Linked DNA regions of Homo sapiens: regions 1 and 3 are each linked to region 2. A link is an interaction called in ENCODE POLR2A ChIA-PET data of the cell type or tissue named here. Cell type or tissue: OCI-LY7. All regions are shown on one strand.

The links. ChIA-PET counts read pairs that join two places held together with the same protein. Peaks named below come from ENCODE experiments on the same cell type or tissue, not always from the same donor. Only the 100,000 strongest peaks of a DNase experiment are listed, where the experiment ranks them.
Region 1: POLR2A ChIA-PET joins it to region 2 with 5 read pairs; 2 of 35 experiments call an interaction of 5 or more read pairs at or near these places.
Region 3: POLR2A ChIA-PET joins it to region 2 with 7 read pairs; 5 of 35 experiments call an interaction of 5 or more read pairs at or near these places.

What each region holds. Positions count from the first base shown.
Region 1 is chr14:73,063,892-73,066,391 of GRCh38, reverse strand. All of the region lies in intron 1 of RBM25 (RNA binding motif protein 25), which reads right to left. Among named protein-coding and RNA genes, the nearest start is that of RBM25-AS1, 5.7 kb to the right of the region's middle. RefSeq lists enhancers at 443-943, 944-1,444. In OCI-LY7, no CTCF peak of the experiment used is centred here; no DNase peak of the experiment used is centred here.
Region 2 is chr14:74,617,020-74,619,519 of GRCh38, reverse strand. No RefSeq gene overlaps it. Among named protein-coding and RNA genes, the nearest start is that of LTBP2, 6.0 kb to the right of the region's middle. RefSeq lists an enhancer at 792-1,991. In OCI-LY7, no CTCF peak of the experiment used is centred here; a DNase peak (open chromatin) is centred at 1,339.
Region 3 is chr14:74,865,809-74,868,308 of GRCh38, reverse strand. The region is part of intron 2 of PROX2 (prospero homeobox 2); the gene reads left to right. Among named protein-coding and RNA genes, the nearest start is that of PROX2, 9.1 kb to the left of the region's middle. In OCI-LY7, no CTCF peak of the experiment used is centred here; no DNase peak of the experiment used is centred here.

The sequences.
Region 1 (2,500 bases), 1.6 Mb after region 2:
AGTGCTGGGATTACAGGTATAAGCCACTGCGCCCAGCCCTTAGGAGGATTTAATATACTTGGCAAATGAGGTATTAGAAATGTTTTAAACAGTAGGTAGGTTATCAGTACATATTAACAATGAAAAACACAAGATTGCAAGACTGTAAATGTGTTGAGTTTTAAAATAAACTTTCTGTAAAACTTTTTGACCAAAACCAAAAACTGGGGGTGGTATCTCTTTTTAAAACAGAAAGGGCTACTGTCCTACTTACAGAAGCTCTTCTATTATCATTATAATAGCCTATCTCAGTGCTTTCTTAGGATAGTTGGTTTTCATACCTGTTGAATAAACTGATTAATGAATAAATCAGTAAACAAACTCTGAGGACTTCAATAAACAAATTTATTATGCTATCTCATGCCGCATACTATATTCTAGCAATGGCCCAGTGCCTAGCCTCACAATGGTTACAAGACTGGGCCATGAACTCATTTTTAAAACCACTTTTCCCCCAATAATATTAGATATAAATAATGCTTAAAAACTAAAACTCTCGGTCAGGGGCGGTGGCTCACACCTGTAATCCCAGCACTTTGGGAGGCCAAGGCGGGCAGATCACTGGAGGTCAGGAGTTCGAGACCAGCCTGGCCAAAATGGTGAAACCCCTGTCTCCACTAAAAATATAAACACTGGGCTGGGTGAGGTGGCTCATGCCTGTAATCCCAGCACTTTGGGAGGCCAAGGCAGGCAGATCACAAGGTCAGGAGATCAAGACCATCCTGGCCAACACGGCGAAACCCCGTATCTAATACAAAAAGTTATCCAGGCATGGTAGTGTGCGCCTGTAGTCCCAGCTACTCAGGAGGCTGAGGCAGGGGAATTGCTTGAACCTGGGTGGCAGGGGTTGCAGTGAGCCAAGACTGCGCCACTGCACTCCACCTTGGCGACAGAGCAAGACTCAGTTTCAAAAAAAAAAAAAATTAGCTGGGCACAGTGGCTCACCCCTGTAATCCCAGCACTTTGGGAGGCCGAGGCAGACCGATCACTTGAGGTCAGGAGTTGGAGACCAGCCCGGCCAACATGGTGAAACCCCGTCTCTACTAAAATACAAAAACTAGCTGGGTGTGGTGGCGGGTGCCTGTAATCCCAGCTACTCAAGAGGCAAAGGCAGGAGATCACTTGAACTCGGGAGGCCGAGGTTGCAGTGAGCCGAGATCGCGCCACTGCACTCTAGCCTGGGTGACACAGTGAGACTCTGTCTCAAAAGAAAACAAACAAACAAACAAACAAAATTAGCCAGGTGTGGTGGTGCGCACCTGTAATCCCAGCTACTCTGGAAGGTGAGGCAGGAGAATTGCTTGAACCTGGGAGGCAGATGTTGCAGTGAGCCGAGGTCGCGCCACTGCACTCCAACCTGAACGACAGAGTAAGACTCCGTCTAAAAAAAAAAAAAAAGTAAAACTCTATATTCTTGGTATTTAAGTTATATTTTATGGTTTTTAAATGTGTAATTCATTCTGCAGAGTTAACCAGATATATTTAATTTTCGTTTATGCCAATATACCCATTCCATTCACTTCAAATTTTTCCATAACATATTCCCCTTTATTTGGAGCTGCCAAAACTTGCTTGTTGATAGGCTGGACTTCAAAGGTGAAGGCAAAAATACCAGTTAACAGCTAATTTTTATGGATATTCCTTTAAGATAACTGGCCTCTCCTGGGCGCGGTGGCTCACATCTGTAATCCCAGCACTTTGGGAGGCTGAGGCGGGCGGATCACAAGGTCAGGAGTTCGAGGCCAGACTGGCCAACATGGTGAAAGCCCGTCTCTATTAAAAATACAAAAATTAGCCAGGAATGGTGGTAGGCGCCCGTAGTCCCAGCTACTCGGGAGACTGAGGCAGGAGAATTGCTTAAACCTGGGAGGCAGAGGTTGCAGTGAGCTGGGACCGCGCCACTGCACTCCAACCTGGGTGACAGAGCGAGACTCCATTTCAAAACAAAAATAAAAAAGATTGGTCTCTCATGGAAAATCAGAAAACATTTCTCATCTTTGATAAATACTAATGTCCACTTTAAGCAGCCTAAAAGATTACCAACTACTTATTTCAACACAGGTTTATGTGTTTTGCCATGTGAAACTGATTGAGAATTAACTTTCATAATCATAAGCAAAGCTTATCTGTTACCTATAGATGATAAACAAAATAAATTATAATACATTGAAAGATGGTATGTACTTTGTAGAAAAATAAATTAGGGAAGAGAGCTATGGAGTAGTTTATTTTAAATACAGCGATTAGGCCTCACCAAGAAGGTGAAGATTAGAACAAAGATTTAAAAGAGGCAGAGGCAGGAAGCCCTATTCATATCTGGGGGAAAGAGACTTCCAAGCAAAGGAAAAGACAAATACAAAGAGGCTGAAGCAGGAATGGTGTATTTGAGGGAGGAATAGCAAGGCCAACAGTATGACTGGAGCAGAATAAATGAAGAAAATCAGAAATAAATACTGAGTAT
Region 2 (2,500 bases):
TTGCAGGCCTCCCTGGGGAGAGCTTGTTTTAGGAAAGACCCTACTGTAGACCTTCCTCTCTGCCCCTGCATCCCTCATCCCTCAGGGTGTGAGGAGTGTTACTATGACCCAGCTCAAAGCCAAGGTGGGCACAGGCTGGAAGATGCCAGCGACAGCCAAGGGAAGCTGCTTCTTGTCCTTTTTTGTCCTCAAATTCCTGCACAGCCATTCTAGAAGCCTAGATAGGCCTGCACAATCCCCCAGCCCACAGGGTTTTCTTCCTGGGGATTTTGAAAGAATAATCCAGGTACATGAGCTCTCCCCATCTGGGTAACTCTCTCCACCTCCAGCAGAGCATATGAAGTCCCCTTGGTCTCACTGGGAGGAATTACAGGGAGGAGGTCTTCCAGCTGCTCACACTGTTGTCCTGCTCAGGTCTTCAGAGACTGTGCTTGAGGAGAAGTTATGCTTCAGGCTCCCCCGGGGGTTTAGAAGATTCCTCCACCCCTCCACCCCCAGCCAGGGACTGAAGGAATTTATGCAGGTAAATAGGAAATGACATCTCAGCTTATAGTGAATGGCACGGAGCTTTCAGATCAGCCCACCCATGCACCAGAGACTGGAAATGAAGGGAAGCGAAGTGAACTAAGTGATTTGAAAGAGCTGCCCATTTCCCATCATTGCAGGACACCCTGGTGTGAGTGCAGTGTGCTGCAGGGAAAACAGCATGGACTTTGGAGTTGTTCAGACTTTTTAGTTGAATCCTGGCTCAACTCCCAGCTGTGTGGCCTTGAGCAAGCGACTACCCCTCTGGGCTTGTGAAATGGGAATGGCAACACCTCTACCACACAGAGCTAAATAGACATTGTATGTATGTCATTTCTCTTTCCCAAAGAGAAAAGCTACGAGTTGAGATGAGCTCTATTCAGCAACTGCAGACTACTTGATGGAGGTGGGGTGAGTGTGGCTGTGACTTCCTTCCTTCTTCTCTGTGGGTGCGAATCAGATTCACCGCCCTGACTCAGAGCGGACCCCTAGCTGGTAAACAGGCCTGAGGAGAATGGGGGATGCTTGGTGGGGGCTGACCTGTGACCACAGTCCCATGCAGCCATTAGCACCCCCACCACACCACAAACAGCTGTGCATGCTTCCAGCTCTGAGAAAAATGCAGCTGTCGGTGGTCTCCCTTCCCCTGGAAGCTGGCATTGGTTTAGCATCTGGGACCAGACAAACCAGGAGTGAATCCCAGCGCAGCCACCTACTGGCTTGTGACTGTGGATGAGTCATTTACTTCCCCGAGCCTTCATTTCCTCATCTGCTATGTGGGGAAATAATAGCACTTCCTTCATCAATAGCGCTTCTCATTAAACAAGGAAGTGACTATAAGATGACTTGGCACAGTGCCTGGTACCTTCTGAGTGCTCAAGAAATACCAAGGCTGGATGTGGTGGCTCACACCTATAATCCCAACACTTTAGGAGGCCGAGACGGGAGGATCACTTGAGTCCAGGGGTTCAAGACCAGCCTGGGCAAAATGGCAAAACCCCGTCTCTACAAAAAATACAAATTAGCCAGGCTTGGTGGCGTGCACCTACAGTCCCAGCTACTTGGGGGGCTGAAGCTGGAGGATTGCTTGAACCCAGGAGGTGGATGCTGCAGTGAGCCGAGATTGTGCCACTGCACTCCAGCCTGGGTGACAGAGTGAGACCCTGTCTCAAACAAACAAACAAACAATAAATGAAATATCAGTTGGTAAATGGAGGAGTAGTAATTGACACCTGCCCCTAGCCCCATGACAGGGTAAACAGGGCTGGCTAGCTAGTTTGTCCTGAAGAGAAAAATGGCAAAAAGAACATCATTATCTCAACTTTCAGATAAGAAAGTAGAAGCCAAATGAAGCTCAGAACTGTGCTGCATTCACAGAAGACGGAAATGAGCTCAGAACTGTGCTCCGCTCACAGAAGACGTAAATGTTCACCACATGTTTGTGGGAGGGCCCTTTCCAGCACACTCTGAAATACAGGCCAGCTCACCTTACCTTTGCAGGAACATCCATACCATGGCTATCACCACCAGCCAGCATGTCATACCCACTTGGAGGAGACAGGCACCGGCAGACCAGGGCAGGGTGGTTGTGAATTCTTGAGGGGACGCCAGGTCATGGCACCTAAGGTGGAATGGTTCTGGCAGCCTTTGCGGGCCTTAACAACCTCACACAGGAGGGAGTCGGCACCTCTCTGTACGGCCTGCACCTTCCAAACTGGAGGCTGAGGCTGCGCAGTGCTGGGGTCCCAGCTGCCCAGTGTCTGGAGCAGAACATCCAAGCCCATGAGCGGCTCCCGTCTGGAAGGCTGGGGGCCCAGTCAAACTTTCCTTCAGCGATTCTGCCCTCTGATTAACCAGGAAATGTGTTATTTGTTCTGAGCAGGGGAACAAGCTCTCCTGGGGAGAGGAATTCAGGGCTGGAGGTCCAGTTACTTCCAAGCAAGAAAAATCCCTGGAATTCTTTCAGGAGTCTGGG
Region 3 (2,500 bases), 250 kb before region 2:
GAGAAATTATAAACTTCTCTGTACATGGAGAAAAGAGCTTGGCAAAAATGATGAACACCAAAATTTTAACTGATTTTCTCTGGGAGTGGCATTAGAGTGTCTTTCTTTTCCTCTTAATACATTTCTATATTTGGGAAGTAAAATGATCCTACATTACTTTCATCGTCTAAGAGATGCAATAAAGCTATTTTTAAAGGATTATGACAATTGCTACCTCCATCAGTGAATATGAGAGTGCTAGTAGCTAATTTTCAAACAGAAAGCATCACTGCTTCATGCAGACTTACCCAGATAAAGGGCTGTGGGCAGCACGCCGGCCTCAGCACAGAGGTTTCCTGTTTCTCAGCAGCCCAGAGGCAGAGTTTCCATGATTGCATGGGCGTAAACATCTCTGGGTACCCAGCCACAGTGGAGTCTGGCTGGATTTCCAGTTTCTGGCCTCAAGATATTTCTGTTCATTGTTGCTTCATTAAACACACTGGTCCCATCTGTTACCCTAGTAGATCTGTCTTCTGGAGCACACAGACTACACGGAACCTCAGAAACAATACCTTGAATAACCCACAAGGGAGATTCAGCAGCTTTAGTGGTTCTATGCTCTTCTCCTCAATGACTCTATCTACCCGTCTGTCTTTCTGTCTGCATTGATTTTGTTCCATGCACAAGCCTCCATGCTAGGTGCTAGAGAGATCTGAAATAAAGTATTGTCTATTGAGGAGACAAAAATCAATATAAATGAAGTATTTATGGACAATTTATTCAATGGAGTTAGCAAACATCTGGTAACATCTGGCAGTCAGGCACTACTTGGGAACACAAAGAGGGAGCTCACAGACCAAAGGGGAAGATGCATTGATCACTTCAGAGAGGAAGTGACATTTCAGTTGGATTTTGAAAGAGGAATAAGAGTTTGTCCGTGGAAAAGTGGGAGAAGGGCTGGTCGGGCCAAGAGAATGTAAATGCAAAGACACGGAGGCTGGAAGGAGCCTGGCCTGTTCAGTGAACACAAAGTCCAGGACAGCTGGACACAGGCAATTGTTGAGGGTAGTGGCTCCAAAGGAGTTAGATCGAGACCATGTTTGTGAAGAGCTGAGACATCTGAACCTTCTAGTCCACAGGAAGCTAGCAAAGACTTTGATTCCATAGAGGGGCATAAGCAGAGCTAGCTACATTTTAGAAGATTAATACCAGTGGCAATGTCATGGGGAAAATGGAAACAATCAAAAGAAAATTTCCACCAGTTCCCATCACATTTATCCACCTGCCTGTACTGGTGTGCCTCCACTGCTCTTCCTTTTGCTGCATGGATGAACTGAGCATTCCCCTGTCTAAAGTCAATCCCTCCTTGTGTGCACTAGATCTCTTCCCCTCCTTCCTACTCAAGCACATGGCTCCAGAAATTCTCCCCCTCTTGCCTACATTAACATATTTCATCTTTCTGCAGCAACATTGTTATCAGCCTACAAATATGCTGTTATTCTGCCTATCTTGAAAAACTCTCTCTTGACCCCATTTTCTCTTTCAGCACTGTCTCATTTCTGTCCTCTTTACAAAACTCCTTGAAAGAGTTGTCAGATTCAATGTCACCTACTCCTCTTCTTGTCCTCTCCCTTAAATCCACGTCAATCAGGCTTTTTTCTCCCTGTACTCCACCAAAACTGTTGATCAAGATTCCCAGTGACTCCACATTACTAATTCAAATGGCCAATTTACTATCCCTTTGTGACTTGGCCTCTCCCTCCTCCTAGAAACATTTACTTCACTTGGTTGCCAGGACCTCGCACACCCCTAGGTTTCCCCCTGCCTCTCTGACTGCTCCTTCTCAGTTGCCTTGGTTGATGCCAGCTCATGCCCCCAGCCTCTTCATGTCCCTGTGTCCCAGGACTTGGACCTTGGCCCTCCTCCCTTCTCTGTCTACATTTACTCCCTTCGTGACCTCATCCAGCCACATGCTGACCACCCTCAATTTTACATTTCTAGCCCAGATCTCCCTGACTGAACCCCAGGCTTATTTCTACAATTGCTTTCTGGTTTTTTGTTTTTTGTTTTTCGAGACGGAGTCTTGCTGTGTCACCCAGGCTGGAGTGCAGTGGTGTGATCTTGGCTCACTGCAACCTCCACCTCCTGGATTCAAACAATTCTCCTGCCTCAGCCTCCCAAGTAGCTGGGACTACAGGTGCCCGCCACCACACTCGGCTAATTTTTGTATTTTTTAAAGTAGAGACAAGGTTTCACTATGTTGGCCAGTCTGGTCTTGAACTCCTGACCTCGTGATCCACCCGCCTCTGCCTCCCAAAGTGCTGGGATTACAGGCATGAGCCACTGCACCCAGTCTCCAATTGCTTTCTTGACATCTTGACATTTAGATGTCTGTCTAGTACTTATATCAAATTTAACATATCCAGGGTATCGTTGTAGTGTCCCTGTTGGTTAAAATATCAGTTCTGCCAGTTTAATTACTATGATTATGATTTTTTTTAGACAGAGTCTCGCTCTGTTG